2 separate regions of the Homo sapiens genome follow, and region 1 is linked to region 2. Evidence: chromatin contacts called from ENCODE Hi-C data. All regions are on one chromosome and are shown on one strand. The core of a region is the stretch at or near the end of the contact, and the rest is flanking DNA. Distances in the headings are between cores, read along the strand shown. Region 1 overlaps ABCB1 (ATP binding cassette subfamily B member 1). Region 2 overlaps ABCB4 (ATP binding cassette subfamily B member 4).

What was found. Hi-C counts contacts between places; a loop is a spot of excess contacts on that map. Pooled maps may share reads with other maps.
Region 1: a loop to region 2 is called in a pooled map, with 6 times the contacts of the local background. The contact joins two enhancer-like sites. A Hi-C loop is called at or near these places in 2 of 37 single-sample maps with no recorded cell type and 4 of 50 pooled maps.

Annotation. Positions count from the first base shown.
Region 1 is chr7:87,561,717-87,567,059 of GRCh38, forward strand. It overlaps ABCB1 (ATP binding cassette subfamily B member 1), which reads right to left. Exons shown (of 28, transcript NM_001348946.2): 6 at 5,069-5,260; 7 at 4,354-4,525. Among named protein-coding and RNA genes, the nearest start is that of ABCB1, 36 kb to the right of the region's middle. Within about 2 kb of position 2,720, at least 2 of the 41 ENCODE cell types and tissues checked have a DNase peak (open chromatin) inside an H3K27ac peak, as active enhancers do.
Region 2 is chr7:87,412,318-87,417,098 of GRCh38, forward strand. It overlaps ABCB4 (ATP binding cassette subfamily B member 4), which reads right to left. Exons shown (of 28, transcript NM_000443.4): 22 at 1,300-1,400. Among named protein-coding and RNA genes, the nearest start is that of ABCB4, 61 kb to the right of the region's middle. Within about 2 kb of position 2,219, at least 6 of the 41 ENCODE cell types and tissues checked have a DNase peak (open chromatin) inside an H3K27ac peak, as active enhancers do.

The DNA.
Region 1 (5,343 bases), core at 1,470-3,969, 150 kb after region 2:
GGCTCACACTTGTAATCCTAACATTTTAGGATGCCAAAGATGAATAATTGCTTGAGCCCAGGAATTCTAGACCAGCCTGGGCAGCATGGCAAGACCCCGCCTCTACAAAAAAATTAAAAATTAGCTAGGTGTGGTGGCACATGCCTATTGTCTCAGCTACTCAGGAGGCTGAGGTGGGAGGATCGTTTGAGCCTAGGAGGACGAGGCTGCCGTGAGCAGTGGTTGTGCCACTGCAGTCCAGCCTGGGCAACAGAGTGAGACCCTGTTCTCCCCACCCCTCCCCCAAAATTACACAAAACCAATTTATTTTAAAAATTCTGATTAAATAGAATTATATTCTTTCAATAAAAAATTCATAGGCACTTGTGGACTCATTTATGTAAGTAACATTGATCTATCCCTTCTTGGCATAAAAAGCTCAAAGTTGTTTGGGTTTTGACAGTGGATTTCTCCCTTTCCTGTGTGTGAAAGTAAAAGGAGCTATGACAGCTAGAGGAATGGGTGGATGAAGGCAAATGAACATTGATTAGTTATGTTCTAAGTGCAGACATTGTGCTGCACGTACCTAGCCTCTTTAGTACCCAAAATAATATTCCATTGATTCACTAGACATTCCTGACTTCTCAAAGCAATCTTCCTGGGGCTGTCCCACCATATTTGCAGAACCATTCACGGTAGGAGGTCTGAGATAGGGTGGCCAGCGCCATCCCTTAACAAACATCTGTAGAATAGAGGAGGCTCATACAACATGCTTTAGGAATGTTTTTCTGCTCCTTCTGAAACCTCATGGTGCCACAACAATTGCCACAATGGAGACAACCAAAAATAGGAAGATCACTTCAAAGTGATACTTTAAAGAAATACTTTAAAGTTAGGAGTGTTTAAAAATGTTATTTTAATTTATTATTAATATATCAAACACCACAATGAATTCTACAAATCTAGCTCCCTTTTCCTTCTATGACCTTCCATCATTATAAGCAGACAAAAGTATGGTTGAATCTTCATTAAGTGTTGTGTTTTTCAGGAGATCATGTCTGTGAAAAGAAAAAAAAAAAAAAAAAGACCCTCTAACCTATCCTATTATCAAGGATATGAAAAGGCCAGGTGTGATGACTCACACCTATAGTCCCAGGACTTTGGGGTGACAAGTGGGAGAATCACTTGAGGCCAAGAGTTCACGACCAGCCTGGGCAACACATAGAAACCCCATCTCTACAAAAAAATTAAAAACTAGCTGGACATGGTAGTACACAACACAGTCATGATGCAGAACAATTCAGTCACAAGGATCCCATCAGAGAATATTATGAATGCTTCTGTGCACATAAACTAGAAAATCTAGAATAAATGGATAAATTACTGAACACATACATCCTCCCAAGACTGAACCAGGAAGAAATAAAATCCCTGAACAGACCAATAAAGAGTTCTGAAATTGAGGCAGTAATAATAGCTTACCACCCCCTAAAAAAGCCCAGGACCAGATGAATTCATGGCTGAATTCTGCCAAATGTAAAAAGAAGAGCTGATACCATTCCTACTGAAAATGTTCCAAAAAATTTAGGTGGAGGGACTCCTCTCTGACCCATTCTATGAGGCCAGAATAATCCTGATACCAAAACCTGGCAGAGATACAACAACAAAAAAACTTTGGGCCAGTATCCTTGATGAACAAATATGATACAAATATCCTCAGCAAAATCCTGGCAAACTGAATTCAGCAGCACATCAAAAAGCTTATCTACCATGATCAAGTAGGCTTTATCCTCAGGATGCAAGTTTGGCTCAACAGATGTAAATCAATAAATGTGATTCATCACATAAACAAAAGCACTTGCTTATCTCAATAGATGCAAAAAGTCTTTCAATAAAATGCAACATCCACTCATGATCAAAACTCTCAACAAACAAGGTATTAAAGGAACACACCTCAAAATAATAAAAGCCATCTATGACAAACTTACAGCTAACATTATACTGAATGGGCAAAAGCTGGAAGCATTCCCCTTGAAAACTGGCACAAAACAAGGATGGAATCAACCTAAATGCCCATCAATGATAGACTGGATAAAAAAAAAATGTGGTACATAGACACCATGGAATACTATGCAGCCATAAAAAAAATGAGATCATGTCCTTTGCAGGGACATGGATGGAGCTGGAGGCCATTATGCTTAGCAAACTAACTCAGGAACAGAAAACTAAATACTGCATGTTCTCACTTATAAGTGGGAGCTAAATGATGAGAACACATGGATACATAGAGGGGAACAACACACACTGGGGCCTATTAGAGGGTGGAGAGTGGGAGGAGGGAGACAGTCATTAAAAATAACTAATGGGTACTAGGCTTAATACTTGGGTAATGAAATAATCTGTATAACAAATGCCCATGACACAAGTTTCCTATGGAACAGACCTGCACTTACACCCCTGAACTTAAAATAAAAGTTTTAAAAAGTTAAAATAAAATAAACCTGCCTTACTCTAGCCGGCAGTTGTTCCATTGAAGTTTAGCATGATAGTATTGGTCTACTTTTGTGAGCTGTGGTTCCAGGAGCGGTTTAATATTCAGAGTGTTTGTAGTATTATTTTGGTCGGCTTGATTTATGTGAAGCTTCTGGGGCTCCCACTGGCCCCTGCTTCTGCTGCTTGAGGGAGTGAAAGTGGTTTTTCAAGATCAGACTGCCAGGTCGGGAAGAGTGTGGTGGTTTCCTGTACCAATGCCCTCTAGTGGCCCAGTGTCTCTGGGCGCTGGGAAGACAGTCTTGGGCACAAAGTACAAAAGAGGCTTCCTGGGCCAGGTCACTTGCTGTGATTGGGTCCCTTTCTGCTATATCTATTTGCTTCTGTGTCTCTAGGTTTGAAGGTAGAGCCTCAGGCTCACAGACACAAAGAGGCTTCCCAGACACAGAGTGAACTACATTTCTTTTTTGATATGATTGACATCCAAAGAATTTAAGAAATTTGTTTGAAATGATACCAAAAGTGTAATGCTGAGTGAGGATTAAAGCTTAGGTCTCTAGCAGCCAGCCTGGGGCTCCTTTTACTAAATAAATGGCATGTGAAGCAATGCATAATTAATCATTAAAAGATTAACTCATGGTCTGTTTTTAATCTTAAAACAGACATCAAAACATTTTAAGTAATTTTTCAACAAATACTGATGTGAAGAGTTTGCCACCTAACTTGCTTAACATTCTAGTATACAGAAAAATCAATTGACAAGAAGCTTTTGCCAAATATTTTAGTTAACTGATAATCCCCAGAAACATTATTTGAACTCTATGTTACTCTGAGCAAAAAATTAACAGAGACCTGAGAACTTCAGTTTCTTTCTCTGTAAAGTGAGATAATACCTATACTTCAGAAAGATAACACAGGCATTTGCGTGACAATAAATGCTCAATAAATGATAATTATTATTTGCAGAAACAAAATAATATCCATTATACAGGTTAAAATTTCTACAGTTTCTTAATACTTACTACCTGACTTATTTTGTGTGATGCTTGGTTTTGGTTGTCCATTCATTACTTTTGCTACATGAATTTATATTGCCTTATCTGAGTTGTGTTGAACTCCACAAAAATTACATACTGGGCCAATTTCTCTACTGAAAATACACTCATATCAAATCAGTTTAAAATTAACACCATGTTCACCTTGAAATGGAAAATAAGTTTTAAAAGATCACTGGAAACGTGTGCTGGGGTAGAGAGGGCCACTTCTACCTCTCTGCCTTCATGACAGGAGAGAGAGCTGAAGGCCAAGGATTTATATGCATCCTTAGGGACTAGAAAGTATCTGTTTTCTTAAATTATTTTATAACCAAAAATTTAACTGTGTTTGAATGCTGACAAAACTGTAAAATCAATTTAAAACTTAAACAAAAATCTAGAAAGCCAAAAACATTAAAGTAAAAAAAAATGTTAATTGAATGGGACATCTGTAGTTCACTAAACTTGAGTCTCTACTTGCCGTGTGAATGGGGCATCATCCACTAGAGAGCATGGTTCTTTGGAGTTCAAGTTTTTTTTTTTTGTTTTGTTTTTGTTTTTGTTTGTTTACTTGCTCGTTTTCTTACAAAGGCAGAAGGTAGATATGAGAGCTACATTCTTCTTTCTCATCCCTTCCCCAAATAATCACATGGCCAAGAACAGCATGGAGTCTTGGCAGGGGTAGTACTCAGTGAGGCTGGATATGCTTATCCAGCTGATTTTGAACAGAAAACGTAAAAGTAACAAGTACAGAATCAGAGTCATCATGTAGTAAAAAGACCTTTCCGTAGGGTGAGAGCAGGAAGGGAGAAGGTGCAGTTCAAAATCTGGATTCACAGGCTTCACCTACCTTTGCCCAGACAGCAGCTGACAGTCCAAGAACAGGACTGATGGCCAAAATCACAAGGGTTAGCTTCCAACCACGTGTAAATCCTACTATAAACCCAGTGAAAAATGTTGCCATTGACTGAAAGAACATTCCAATTTTGTCACCAATTCCTTCATTAATCTTGGAGACATCACTGAAAGAACAGATAGTGTTAGAAATAATTGTCAGAATTGTAAACATCAACTTTTCTCGTGAAGCCTGTTTTGAGTGTAGGGTAGTTTATGGCTAGAGTATTTTGTGCCTATGCTTTGTTTTATTTAGCAGGGTAGAAGTTTCTACTAGGATATTTGTCATTAACAACAAAAATCCATAGCCCACATGGCCCCAGGAAATGGACATCGTGTACACAAGAAGTATTCAACCTAGGAATTTCAAATTGCTCAGAAATTTCCTCAGAAAGTATCTTGTTTTGCTCTACTGCACATTCTCAGAGGATTTCTTCATTCTGGCAAAGCCCAGTCCTTCATTTAATGCTAGTCATGCAGGTCCCCCCATACCCTGTCAAGGCACTGGGAACAAAAGGATGCACACGACATTGTTGCTGCTTAGAAGGAATTTTGTCTCATAAGTACCTTTGAATGATACATTAACACCTCCTAACAGATGTGATGACATCTATTTCATTTTACTAAGGATAAGAACGACACCCAAGTTCAACATAAAACTAAATACTTACTCTGTAAGTCGGGTGTTAAGCTCCCCAACATCGTGCACATCAAACCAGCCTATCTCCTGTCGCATTATAGCATGAAAAAACTGTTTTCTAATTTTGTGTATTTGTCTTCCAGCTGCCAGGCACCAAAATGAAACCTGAATGTAAGCAGCAACCAGCACCCCAGCACCAATTCCACTGTAATAATAGGCATACCTGAAAAACAACAAGAACACTGCACATGCTCTCTGTTTCCTAATCAATGTACCTTTTCCAAAGAGACCACTCATTCCTATTTT
Region 2 (4,781 bases), core at 969-3,468:
CCAATGTTCAACTCCTATTAAGCATAGTTGTTGTTTCAAAAATACCTAAAATGTCAGGATCTGAATTTAAGTTTGAATTATCTGAATGTGATTTACTACTATTATGTTGTTTCCTGTAACTAATTGTACTCTGTTAGGTTAAAATTCATGTTTCAGATTCACAAAAGTTGAGTCCCTGAAGTTTACATAGATATACACCAGAAGTCCTTTCCCAAGCTAGATCCTGCCAGCCGCCCCTGTATATAATTTATTTTGTACAGTTTCTAATTTGACTTCATGCTATACTTTATTGGCTTCTGAATCCTCCAAAAGAACTATAATTGAGTTACTCTCAAATATGAGGGTGTTTTTGGCAAAAGGAAAAATTCAAAGTATTACTAATTTGGATGGTTTAACTTATGTGCTGTGAACATGGTGTTACAAAACTTGAGCATTCTGTGAAGCTATTGAATCTTTAAATTATAACCAAGTTCATAATTAGCTTCACCTTTCTATTCTTCCTTAACCCTCCTTGAAGTTAAAAACAGGTCATCATTAATGGTGCATACATGTTTTATGTCAAACAACAAATGGACACAAAGGTGTAGCTGCATGTTATTTAGTATCATATGAAGTGTGCATAACTGAGGAGATGGCATAAATTGAGACTTTCAAAGATATCTGTTCAAATTTGCAAGTGTTCAAAACTACTGTTCCAGTCTGCAAAATTGTAATCTAAGTTGTGTTCAACTTTGTGTTAAAACATACTCATTTATAAAATCAGGCTGCAGTGGAAATGAGTGGCAAATGGTGCCATTAGGAGTTTCTTGAATTGCTCAACTATAAACCACTGAAATAGTCTGTGTTTCTTTATCTTCAGAGTAGGTTGGATCTGGTCCTCATTCAGAGAACAAATGAAATACTTTCCTCTGGAACATACCCAATAGCAAGTCTCACTTTTGGTTCAGTCTACACACTGCAAAGAAAGGTTTGAGCAATTCCTTAAAGGAATGTTTGTCTTAAGTCACCCAGATAGGTTATTTATGTTGCCTGCACTGATAACCAAAGACTGTGCAATTCTCTATATCTTTTACGTCTTGGAGACCTATTCTTGTTGTTTGCATAAGATGTAAAAAATATAATTCTGTGTCCTAGTCACATCAAAAAGCTACTTATTTTCAGTGACAGAATTGTTGAAAAAAGGCCACCCTTATAGTCATATCATTGTTTGGAGCAGCAGAGCTTTTATTATCTTTTTGGGACAATAATTCAGCCTTAGGAAAGCACTAGGTTCTTAGCAGGAATCATATGGTTCATTACCTGTAAGGTCCATACAATTTTTCAACATACATTGATTCAAATTTTCTTTCCTGGGTCAAAGACACAACTGTCCTAATATTTTCTATTGCCTCTGTTGCAATCTGTAACACAGAATAGACCTTCATTAGAAGTGGTGTTTTCACTTCTGAAATAATGAAAAATAAGCCCTAGGGCTCTGTCAAAAGTATCCTGAAGGTTACGTTGATAGGCTTTAATTTCCTTTAAATTAAAAACCAAAGGCATAATCTGTTCAAGACTAGCTTTATGACAAAACTGGTACTTCTGGCTGTGCTAAGTATGGTAGGCAAGTCTTTGTATGCTCAGGAAGGCTGATCAGCTAAGGGCAAGAACTGTGGCCTGGGAACCAAGGGCCTGGTTCTATTCCCAGCCTGCCACCAGGCAGTTACATGACTGGCCTTAGTCACAACCCCTTTGTGGCCTGGCTTTCTTCACAAGGCAGAGTCCTAAAAGAAAGGATTAGGCTGTGATTTCTAAGGGCCTATTGGAGCTGCCAATTATTTCCTCCCTGAGTATAACTTCTTATAAAAGCTGTCCACCCACAATGGGAAGGAGATCCCAATTGTCAACAACATGAGCATGCTTTAAATCCGTGATTAAATCAGAGTCAGACATCTGACTAATCTGGGTCAATCAGATTTGGTTTCCTGGCCCTGGACACAAGTTTGAACCGTGAGGCCCTGGGGCTTCAGAGGCTGATGTCACATTGGGTATGTGTAAGAAGCTGGTCTGAATATACAGCATCCGAGGAATGGAATAGATGTATAGGAAGACTCAGATATTAGAGCCTGTGGCTGTAAGAGCCAGTTACACACAAACTGCCTGTATTTCTTGCACTTTGGAGTGTCCTTATATCAAATCGCTTTTACCCAAACCAGCCAGAGCAGTTCTCTGATTCTTACAGCCAAACCACCCTTGACAAATGTTGATTGTCTGTGACTTAGCTATTTAGTCTAAATCTTAGTTCTGTAGTTGAGTCATCTAAACCAACAGCACATGGAGCATAAGATCTTAATTTTAGGTTTTTAACAGCTTTAAGACTTTTTTTTTTACCTCAGTTCTTAGCTTCTGCAATGAGCTGAAAGGAAGATATGTGATGCTTGAGACTGAATAACCATAGATTTTTCATTTGTAATAAAGATATAACAGATAGCAATTACAAGAATAGAGAAAAATTACTGAGCTTTTACTATGTCCAAGTATTACCTCATTCACCAATATGATCTCATTTAGCCTCACAACCTTGAAAGGGAAATAGTATTCCTATTTACACAGATGAGAGAACCGAGGCACAGAGAAGTTAACTGAATTGCCTTAAGTTCTAAAGTTAATAAGTAGCAAAGCAAGAATTCCAACTGAGACTATCTGATGTGGAGTCCATGTTCCTAAGCCATAATGCTATTCTGCTACCCCTGCTGTGTAATTTACACAAGGAGAAACCAGTAATGACTTGACACTCCTCTTGACATTCTAGTCATGGATCAACTCCCTTACGGGTTAGCTGTGGCACAGAGGGCCCTTAATCTCAGTGACCAGACAAGCCCTGGGTCAAGATGGTTATGAGGCAGTCTTCCCTCCCCACTCCCTGCCCAGTAACCAACACCCTCACTACCAAGCCCTTTTTGGAAAATTGGGATGGGAATACCTCAAACCCTGTTGTACTTTAATGATGATGAAACTGTACCCAGGTAAATGAGAGTGTTTCTTTTTAAATAGTGATTTGGGGTTTTTCTAGAACCTTCTTTCCGACTCTTAAGCAAGTGCTGACTGAGTAAACAATATTAAACTATGATTGAACTGCTGATATTAACATTTAAAACATTTTTAATCTTTCATATTTAAAATCTTTCATATTTCATATTTAATCTTTCATATTTCATAACCCTATTAGGTTAAAGTAGCTACTAAAAAAATTTAAACTGGCCAGTCTGAGTTATTCAATCTCTGATGCTTAGAATAACAGGGTTTTAGCTGGAAGGAACTTGGGGCAGTATCTGGTACAATTTCTCATTTTACTAAGGTAGGACATGAGGACTAGAGAAGTTGGGGATCTTCTCCAGCCTCACACACTGTGAATAGCAAGACCAAAGCTAATAACCCAAGATTTTGTTTTGTTTCAATACTGCTCAATTCTACCTGCTCTACTCTGACAAAATTCTAACAATTAATGGAGCTAAGACTATTAACTAGATTCAAGATGTTTTCTATCATGTAACTTGTCTAAGAAAAGTTTATTTTCATTCCATCCAACTGACCATTCTCCCATATGAAATGTGGAAAGAAGCAGGATTGAGGGGCAGGGGAGGAAACAGAGCTACACAGTGTTTCTTCAGCAGTTAGTTGAGACACTCAGAAGTCAAGGAAATGATGCCCTAAAGTACCCACAGCCAGCAGCCAAGAGAATCTTCAAGAACTCTAGACACCCAGGGGTTCCCAAGTCCTGGGAACCACATATTGTCCTAGCAAGCTCCAAGTCTTGGAGAGGATGCAGCGTGAAAATGAGGAGAGTGAATTCTGATGGAAACCTGGAGATACTATTATACCTAACGCTGCATGCAGCGGCAGCTGATGCTGATTACAAGAGGACAAGAAAGGATTTCACCAGACATAATTGGTTTAGTGGAAACATGGTTAGTCCGAATGTTAATCTTCCCTCTTAATATGGTGCCTCTGAAGCTAGTCACTCACCCAGTCTCTGACGCCTTCTTCCCTATAGAGATACTGTCTGTTCCACTTCTCATAACTAGTTAAGGTCAGTTGCAGTAATGCTTGTAAAAGGGCTTTGTAAAGTGCAATGCTATAAAACCTATATCACAATTTATATTTATTATCTGCTTCACTTCCTCATGTTTCAATAAAGGATAATAATTACATAAATAAGACTAAGAATGTTCATGGTTATAATCTACATGTGAACATTTCAGTGCATGTACTTGTAAATAAAATGTTTATGTGTAGATTTAGACACTTAAACACATATAAAGAGACCATATAGTAGAGGTAAGAGCTTTGAAACTAGACCTGAACTTAAATCCCAGCCAAATCTCTAACTTCTGTTTGAATCTCAGGTTCTGTATTTCTGAAATTGGGATAACAATAGTGCCTGCCTTATAGGATTATTGTGAAGATGTAATAAATTGGTGCATATAAATATGTAGCACAATAACTGGCACGTAGTAAGGCTCAAGTAAATGTTAAGCCCAATTGCCATTATAGTGAGAACCACAAAATTGAGGCATTACTGCCATCTGGTGGCTGCCATCTTAATTATAGAAATCACAGCCAAAAAGAAGAGGATCTCTTAAATGCCAGCACATGTCCGACCCTGAACAATTCACTTACAGTCTTCTGCATGAAGGTTTGTGAAACAGGGATGACATTTGTCCAAACAGTAGCATTTGGACATGAAGTAAAATGAAATGCACTTTGAATATTCAGAAGTTCTTTATCATAACTATGTTAAG